Regions from separate parts of the Homo sapiens genome. Here region 1 is linked to region 2. Evidence: read pairs that join two places in POLR2A ChIA-PET (ENCODE). Cell type or tissue: CD4-positive, alpha-beta T cell. All regions are shown on one strand. Each heading gives the region's core, and the rest is flanking DNA. Links, peaks and the distances in the headings are about the cores only.

Region 1 (4,665 bases), core at 666-4,665, 240 kb after region 2:
GGCGCATGTCTGTAACCCCAGCCACTCAAGAGGCTGAGGCAGGAGAATTGCTTGTGAACCAGGGAGGTGGAGGTCGCAGTGAGCTGAGATCGCACCACTGCACTCCAACCTGGGTGACAGAGCTAGACTCCATCTCAAAACAAACAAACAAACAAACAGAAATATAATTTTCCTTTTTTCCCTTAACAATTATACAATACAATCAACAGACTGTAATAGAAAACTGTCCCTGCTTCCAAATCAACAGTGGACCATTGTATGCATTGTCAGGTCTTTACATAAGAAGAGTGAAAGCTTTATTTGTAATTCTTTGTGGGGCAGGCGTGGTGGCTCACGCCTATTATCCCAGCACTTTGGGAGGCCGAGGCAGGCAGATCACGAGGTCAGGAGATCGAGACCATCCTGGCTAACACAGTGAAACTCCGTCTCTACTAAAAATACAAAAAAAATTAGCCGGGCGTGGTGGCAGGCGCCTGTAGTCCCAGCTACTCCAGAGGCTGAGGCAGGAGAATGGCATGAACCCGGGAGGCGGAGCTTGCAGTGAGCCGAGATCACACCACTGCACTCCAGCCTGGGTGACAGAGCGAGACTCCGTCTCAAAAAAAAAAAAAAAAAAACCACAAAAATTAGCTGGGCGTGGTGGCACATGCCTGTAGTCCCAGCTACTCTGTAGGCTGAGGCAGGAGAATTACTTGAACCAGGGAGGCAGAGGTTCCAGTGATCTGAGATTGTGCCACCACACTCCAGCCTGGGCAACAGAGTGAGACTTCAACTAAGAAAAAAAAAAAAAGAAAGAAAGAAACACAGAAGCAGTCCAAGCCTCTGATAAACTCCCTGAATAAATGCTTAAAAACTCCTAGTCTGTAAGAGAGTGTGCCTCTGACCTAACTCGGCTAGAAGCCCCTCTCAGGTTTATTTTCTCTAAAATAAACCTGTCCTTGACTGTTAAGCCACCTTTCATGTTTCTTTCCTCTTTCTTTAATTCTTACAGATGGTGGAGGATTGCTCAAGCCCAGGAATTTGAGACCAGCCTAGGCAACATAGCAAGACCTCATCTCTACAAAAAAATAAATAAAATTGCCAGGTGCAGTGGCTCACGCCTGTAATCCCAACACTTTGGGAGGCCAAGACAGGAGGATCCCTTGAGGTCAGGAGTTCAAGACCAGCGTGGGCAACATGAGGAGACCCCGTCTTTACAAAATTAAATTAAATTAAATTAAAAACAAGCCTCTAGAAGTTGGAAAAACAAGGAAAGCAATTATCCTCTAGAGCCTCCAGAAGGAAAGCAATCCTTCAGTCAACTTGATTTTAGCTTAGGGGAGCTCAGAACCCCAAGGGGGCCAGGCACGGTGGCTCACGTCTGTAATCCCATCACTTTGGGAGGCCAAGGCAGGCAGATCACTTGAGGTCAGGAGTTCGAGGCCAGCCTGGCCAACATGGCAAAACCCCAGCTCCACTAAAAATACAAAAAAAATAGCCAAGAGTGGTGGCCTGTACCTGTAATCCCAGCTACTCAGGGGGCTGAGGCAGGACAATCACTTAAACCCAAGAGGCAGAGGTTGCAGTGAGCCAAGACTGCGCCACTACACACCAGCCTGGGCAACTGATGAGAGTCTTTCTCAAAAAAAAAAAGAAAAAAGTAGGTGTGGACACAGAGCCAAACTATATTAATGACCTTCTTTGGAAATAGGGTCTTTGCAGATGTAATTATTTAAATTAAGATGAGGTCATATTGGAAGAGGATGGGCCCTGAATCCAGCATGACTGGTGTCCTTATAAAAAGGGGAGAGTTCGGGCCTGGTGCCTTACACCTGTAATCCTGGCACTTTGGGAGTCTGAGGCAGGAGCGTTGCTCGGAGTTCAAGACCAGCCTAGGCAACATAGCAAGACCCTGTCTCTACAAAAAAAACAATACATAAAAAGGAAGAAGAGGCCGGGCATAGAGGCTCATGCTTGTAATCCCAGCACTTCGGTAGGCCAAGGCAGGTGGATCGCTTGAGGTCAGGAGAAGTTCAAGACCAGCCTGGCCAACATGGTGAAACCCAGTCTCTATTAAAATAGAAAAATTAGCTGGGTGTGGTGGCATGTGCCTGTAATCCCAGCTATTCGGGAGACTGAGGCAGGAGAATTGATTGAACCCGGGAGGTGGAGGTTGCAGTGAGCCGAGATGGCGCCACTGCACTCCAGCCTGGGTGACAGAGTGAGACTCCTTCCATCTCAAAGAAAAAAACAGGAAGAAGAGACAAAGAAATGAAGTCACACAGAAAGAACACAGCCATGTGACCAACAGAGGCAGAGACTGGAGGATTGCTGGCAACCACCAGAACTTAGGAGGAGGCAACGAAGGCCTTCTCCCTGGAGCCTTTAGAATGAGCATGGCCCTGTCAAGACCTTGACTTTGGACTCTGGCCTGCAGAACCGAGCGAGAACAAAGCTCGTTTGCTTTAAGCCACCCACTTTACGGTACTTTCTTATGGCAGCCCTAGAAATCTATTAGGTTGAGGCAAAAGTTATTGCAGTTTTGCCATTAAAATGGCAACCCATGTCACCAGCAAGAGGCAAGAAGGAAATCAAAGTAGCTCTGGTGTCTCTCTGGAACTCTGTGGTCACACCTGAGTCTTTGCACAACTTCCTCTTCTCCACTCTCTAGCCTCTGTGGTCCAGCCCACCCACATTTCTGGGGAGACCTGATTGGCCCAGCTCAAGTCACGTGTCCAACCTGACCCAATCAGCTGGGACGAGAGAATTGAATCACCTGTTGCCAGGGGTCTTATTCAAAACAGGCAAACAACCCGCTACCAGACAGGCGGTGACCAATCAGATTTGACTAATCAGATTTGACACTGGCTCCTGGACCAGAATTGGGGGGAACCATCCTCCTCTCCCCACAAATCACATGTTAAGCCCTGGGTTGCAGAATCACAGGGCTATCTTAGCCAGCCAGAGGATGTGTCTAGTTATAGGGGTGGCCGTGAAAGATCTGTATGGTGGGGAAACTATGGGGCTGAAGAAACTGGCCAGCTCTGTAGAGCAGAGACGGACAGCGTGTGCTGGTAATTTAACAACCAACTCTCCAGAGGGAGGAAAAATGAGTGTTTATTATAAATTGTACTGGCATGTAAACAACCTTGGCAACATAGCAATACCGTCTCCGCAAAAAAATTAAAAAGTTAGCCAAGTGTGGTGGCACACAACTGTGGTCCCAGCTACTCGAGAGGCTGAGATGGGAGGATCACCTGAGCCTCGGGAGGTCGAGGCTGGAGGCTGCATTGACTCATGATTGCACCGCTGCATTCTAGCCTGGTTGACAGAACAAGACCATCTCAAAAAAAAGAAAGAAAGAAAAAAGCTAGCCCCCAAGTATCACACAGGAGGTGGAGGCTGGGGATGAGTCTTTAAATTCCTCACGTATTACCATAACTCAGATTTTCTTTCAGTCTATTTCTAGATGTTTCTATAGCCCCCTAGCCTGGGCACAATGCTGGCACATTACAGATGCTCAATACACACAAATAAGCAAATAAGTACAATGAATTAATAGAAAGGATGAATCCCAGTTGCTTGGGAGGCTGAGGCAGGAGGATCGTCTAAGTCCAGGAGTTCAAGACCAGCCTCGGCAATGTCGAAGACCCCCCCCCCCCCAAAACAACTCCTCTAAAAAAGTCCATTCACAAACTCAGGATCCTCTTTAAATAGAAATATATATATATATATAATATATATAATATATTATCTGAGCTCAGGCTCAGAATAAATATCAAGGTCCAACTTGGGGAAGGAGTGGGTGAGGAGGGTCCTCAAGGGGAGGTCAGCAGCAGGGACCCCTGCCAAGCCCCTTGAGGTAGAGAAAGCAGCAGGGACCCAGCACCAGGGGTCTCCATGAAGGATGGAGTAGGATTCGGACTCTGTCCAGGTGGGCTGCACCCAGGCTGGACGTTATTCCGACCTCGGTGAAGGGAGTCCGGCTGGGATTTCGGGGGTCACCCGGAAGAGTCCCAAGACTGTGGCGCCCTGGGTAAGCTGCCAGGCATGGCGTGCCCTGGCCTCAGTGTGAAGATGGACGCCCAGGCGCTGGCCGGCACTCAGGTGCAGCAAGCGGCCCTGGAAACCGAAGGCCGAGTTCCGAGCCTCGGAGGAGGCGGGTGGCAGGTCCACGGTCAAAGCCAGGGCGGCGGCCCCAGCAGCAGAGCGCAGTGGCTGCAGGTGCAGCGCAAGTGAAACGGAGCCTGAGCCCTCGCCGGCCACCACGCGCCGCAGCTCTAGTTGAAAGAAGACATAGTAGACTCCAGCCTTGGCCACCACCAGCTCCTTCGTGTCCTCTTTGTAGCTCAGGCCCCCCGTCAGGGACACGCCTGCCAGGCCTGGGTCACTGTACCAGCTCAGGGGCCCATCGATCAGCAGAACTGTGGGAGGAAAGCATGCACTTAGCTTAGCTGAGCATGTCCCAGCACAGCTGAGCGTGGCTGAGCACCGAACATGTCAGCGCAGCCCTGGGAGAAAAGAACGGGTCAGGGGCCGGGGGGCGGGGAATGGCGGGGCAGGGAGCGGGACAGGGGAGCAGAGCGGGGAGCCTGGGTGGGGGGGGCGTTGGGGGGGTGCTGATTGAAGAGAACTGAGGTTGTTGGGGGCGGGACTCTGAGCAGGGGTAGAGCTAGGGGAGGGAAA
Region 2 (4,000 bases), core at 1-4,000:
GGACTGGGTGGAGCACGATGATTCACGATTATCATCCCAGCACTTTGGGAGGCCGAGGTGGGAGGGTCTCTTGAGGCCAGGAGTTTGAGACCAGCCTGGGCAACATGGTGAGACCCCCATCTCTACTTTAAAAAATGGTGGGCTTGGTGGTGTGCATCTGTAGTCCCAGCTGCTCAGGAGGCTGAGGCAGGAGGATCACTTGAACCCAAGAAGTGGAGGTTGCAGTGAGCAGAGATCGTGCCAATGCACTCCAGCCTGGGTGACAGAGTGAGACTCTGTCTCAAAAGAAAGATAAGAAATCTTTGTATAAAATATGGTATAAATGATAAGAAATCGCCTGGGCATGGTGGCTATCACGTGTAATCCCAGCACTTTGGGAGGCTGAGGCGGGCAGATCATCTGAGGTCAGGAGTTCAAGACCAGCCTGGTCAACATGGTGAAACCCTGTCTCTACTAAAAATACAAAAAAATTAGCCGGATGTGGTGGCACGTGCCTGTAATCCCAGCTACTCGGGAGGCTGAGGCAGGAGAATCTCTTGAACCCAGGAGGTGGAGGTTCCAGTGAGCTGAGATCACGTCATTGCACTCCAGCCTGAGGAATAGAGTGAGACTCCGTCCCAAAAAAAAAAAAAAAAGAAAAAAGAAAGAAAAGGAGAAGGCAATCTTTTAATGCAATGGTAAGTATTCAGTGCAGTCCCATGCTGTACGGGTTTGTAGCTAGGAGCAATAGGTTATACCATATAGCCCAGGTGTGCAGTATGCTGTACCCTCTAGGTTTATGTAAATGTACTCTGATGTTCACACAACTGTGAAATCATCTAACTACGCATTTCTCAGAACAGATTCCTTTTATTAAGCAACACACAACTGCATATGCAGCTAAACACTTTTCTAGGTTCTTTATAATAATACACTTATCCCCCACAATGATGCTGTAAATAGGGATTTAGCATCCTCATTTTACAGATGAGAAACCAGGAAACAGAGAGGTTTACTAATGTGCCCAAGATCACACAGCAGAGGAGCTGGAAAATGATTCATGGATGAGGTTATTATTATTATTATTATTATTATTATTATTATTATTATTATTATTTTAAGACAGAGTCTTGCTCTGTCGCCCAGGCTGGAGTGCAGTGGCCTGATCTCGGCTCACTGCAAGCTCCGCCTCCCAGGTTCATGCCATTCTCCTGCTTCAGCCTCCCGAGTAGCTGGGACTACAGGCGCCCGCAACCACGCCCGGCTAATTTTTTGTATTTTTAGTAGAGACGGGGTTTCACCGTGTTAGCCAGGATGGTCTCGATCTCCTGACCTTGTGATCCGCCCGCCTCGGCCTCCCAAAGTGCTGGAATTACAGGTGTGAGTCACCGTGCCCGGCCTTTTATTATTTTTTAGAAGCTATAATTGGGCCAGGCACGGTGGCTCACACCTGTAAGCCAAAGTGCTAGGATTATAGGCATGAGCCACCGCACCCAGCCCCCAGCTTTATTTTAGTTTTATTTTTCATTTTTATAGAGACGAGGTCACACTCTGTTGCCCAGGCTGGCCTCTAACTCCTGTACCCAAGCAATCCTCCCGCCTCGGCCTCCCAAAGTGCTGGGATTACAGGCCTGAACCACTGCATCCAGCCAGGCCCCTCCCTGGTTTAGACTAATGTCTAGCACAGGGCGAGCAAAATGTAAGTCTTTCTTGAAATAAATGGAATACGCAGTCATGTTATAAAGAATAATTATAATCTCTACAGACTGACTTGGAAAGACTGCCAAGGTGATTAGTGAGGAAAGCAAGCATAGAGCAGTGGGTGGCATGTGTCATCTTTCCTGTTATGGGAGGATGGAGATAAGAACCTCTATTCTGGCCGGGTGCAGTGGCTCATGCCTGTAATCCCAGCACTTTGGAAAGCCAAGGCGGGAGGAATTGCTTGAGGCCAGGAGTTCAAGACCAGCCTGGGCATCATAGCAAAACCCCATCTCTACAAAAAATAAAAAATTAGCCAGGTATTGCTGGTGCACACCTGTAGTCCCAGCTACTCAGGAGGCTGAGGCAGGAGGACTGCTTGAGCACAGGAGTTCGAGGCTGCAGTGAGCTGTGATCATACCACTATACTCCAGCTTGGGTGACAGATTGAGACCCTGTCTCAGAAAACAGACAGACAAACAAAAAAATCACCCAGGTATGCCGGTGCACACCTGTAGTCCCAGCTACTCGGGAGGCTGAGGCAGGAGGACTGCTTGAGTACAGGAGTTCGAGGCTGCAGTGAGCTGTGATCATACCACTGCACTCCAGCCTGGCTGACAGAGCAAAACTCTGTCTCTTAAGAAAAAAAAAAAAAAAGTAGAGACGGGGTCTCACTATGTTACCAGGCTTTGAATTCCTGAACTCAAGCAATTCTCCCACCTCAGCCTCCCAAAGTGCTGGGATTACAGGCACGAGCCACCACACCCAGGCAAAATTGGGTTTTGTTTTGTTTTGTTTTGTTTTTTGAGACAAAGTCTCTCTCTGTTGCCCAGGCTGGAATGCAGTGGTGCCATCACAGCTCACTGCAGCCCAGGCTTAAGTGATCCTCCCCACTTAGCCTCTCGGGTAGCTGGGACCACAGGCGTGAGCCACCGCCCAGCCTTAAAAGGTGCCATTTTTATCTATGTTTCACAGATGGAGAAACTGAAGCTCAGAGAGGTGAAACCAGGAAGTGGTGGTACCAGAATTTGAACCCAGGTGTGGCTCTCCAAAGCCACCACCCAACCCACTCCCCAGTCCACCCCCTACTCTAACTGTCCCACCCTCTCCCCACTATTCACTGGGGCTGGGGAACTTAACATCATCTTGGCCCCAGCAGCTGCCCACATCCTAGGTCTAACCAGCTCCCATGTCCTGGTGGATCTTTCCAACCATCTGTTCTTTCCTCTCCAGTCTCTTGGCCTTCAAGTTCCATCTCCGCAGCCCAGATTTTGGACTTCAAGAGCACAGTGGTGTCTGGGCGTGGTGGCTTAACGCCTGCAATCCTAACACTTTGGGAGGCCGAGGCATGTGGGTCACTTAAGGTCAGGAGTTCGAGACCAGCCTGGCCAACATGCTGAAACCCTGTCTCTACTAAAAATACAGAAATTAGCCAGGCATGGTGGCACGCATCTGTAGCCCCAGCTACTCAGGAGGCTGAGACAGGAGAATCGCTTGAACCCGGGAGGAGGAGGTTGCAGTGAGCCAAGATCATGCCACTGTACTCCAGCCTGGGCAACAGAAATTAGCCAGGCGTGGTGGCAGGCGCCTGTAATCCCAGATACTCAGGAGGCTGCTGCAGGAGAATTGCTTGAACCTGGGAGGTGGAGGCTGCAGTGAGTTGGGACCATGCCACTGCACTCCATCCTGGGAGACAGCAAGGCTCTGTCTCATTTAAAAAAAACAAAATTCATAATTGAGAGTTGGGTGTCTCAGTATAGCTGTGGCTTCTCATGATGGTATCATTCTCTCCCTGGGCCTCAGATCTCAAGGGGACCAGCCGCTTGGAGATTCATCCAACCTGACCTCCTGCACCATTCCCACCAGCTGGGCCAGTCACTGCCCTGAACATACAGGCACTGACTGGCTCCTACCTCAGGGCCTTTGCACTGGCAGTAACCACTGTCTGGAACACCATTTCCCCAGATCCACATGATTCATTCCTTAATTTTCCCCAGGTCTCTGCTGCAATGTCACCTTACCACTAGCCCTCCTCGTCAAAGTGCCCCCCTCATACCCTGTTCCACTTTGTTTTCTCCAGAGCAGTACATACCACCTCCTGATGACTTATACATTGTCTTATTTCTTCACTGTCAGCCTCCCCCACTAGAATGCAGGCTCCTCAACAACAGGGGTTTTTGTGTGTGTGTGCTATTCCCACTGTCCCCAGCACCAAGAACAGGGCCTGGCAGACCTTGTCATTGCTGGATGGATGGATGGATGGATGGATGGATGGATGGATGGATGGATGGATGGATAGTTAAACAGATAAATGGATGGATGA

The links. ChIA-PET counts read pairs that join two places held together with the same protein. Peaks named below come from ENCODE experiments on the same cell type or tissue, not always from the same donor. Only the 100,000 strongest peaks of a DNase experiment are listed, where the experiment ranks them.
Region 1: POLR2A ChIA-PET joins it to region 2 with 9 read pairs; 11 of 35 experiments call an interaction of 5 or more read pairs at or near these places.

The regions. Positions count from the first base shown.
Region 1 is chr19:6,534,338-6,539,002 of GRCh38, reverse strand. TNFSF9 (TNF superfamily member 9) reads right to left here. Exons shown (of 3, transcript NM_003811.4): 3 at 3,079-4,403. The coding sequence ends at 3,937. Among named protein-coding and RNA genes, the nearest start is that of TNFSF9, 5.6 kb to the right of the region's middle. RefSeq lists enhancers at 1,629-1,838, 2,149-2,248, 2,999-3,088, 3,949-4,138. In CD4-positive, alpha-beta T cell, for the core only: no CTCF peak of the experiment used is centred there; a DNase peak (open chromatin) is centred at 2,682; H3K27ac peaks cover 214 bases; H3K27me3 peaks cover 245 bases.
Region 2 is chr19:6,777,209-6,781,208 of GRCh38, reverse strand. The region is part of intron 1 of VAV1 (vav guanine nucleotide exchange factor 1); the gene reads right to left. Among named protein-coding and RNA genes, the nearest start is that of VAV1, 6.5 kb to the right of the region's middle. In CD4-positive, alpha-beta T cell, for the core only: no CTCF peak of the experiment used is centred there; no DNase peak of the experiment used is centred there.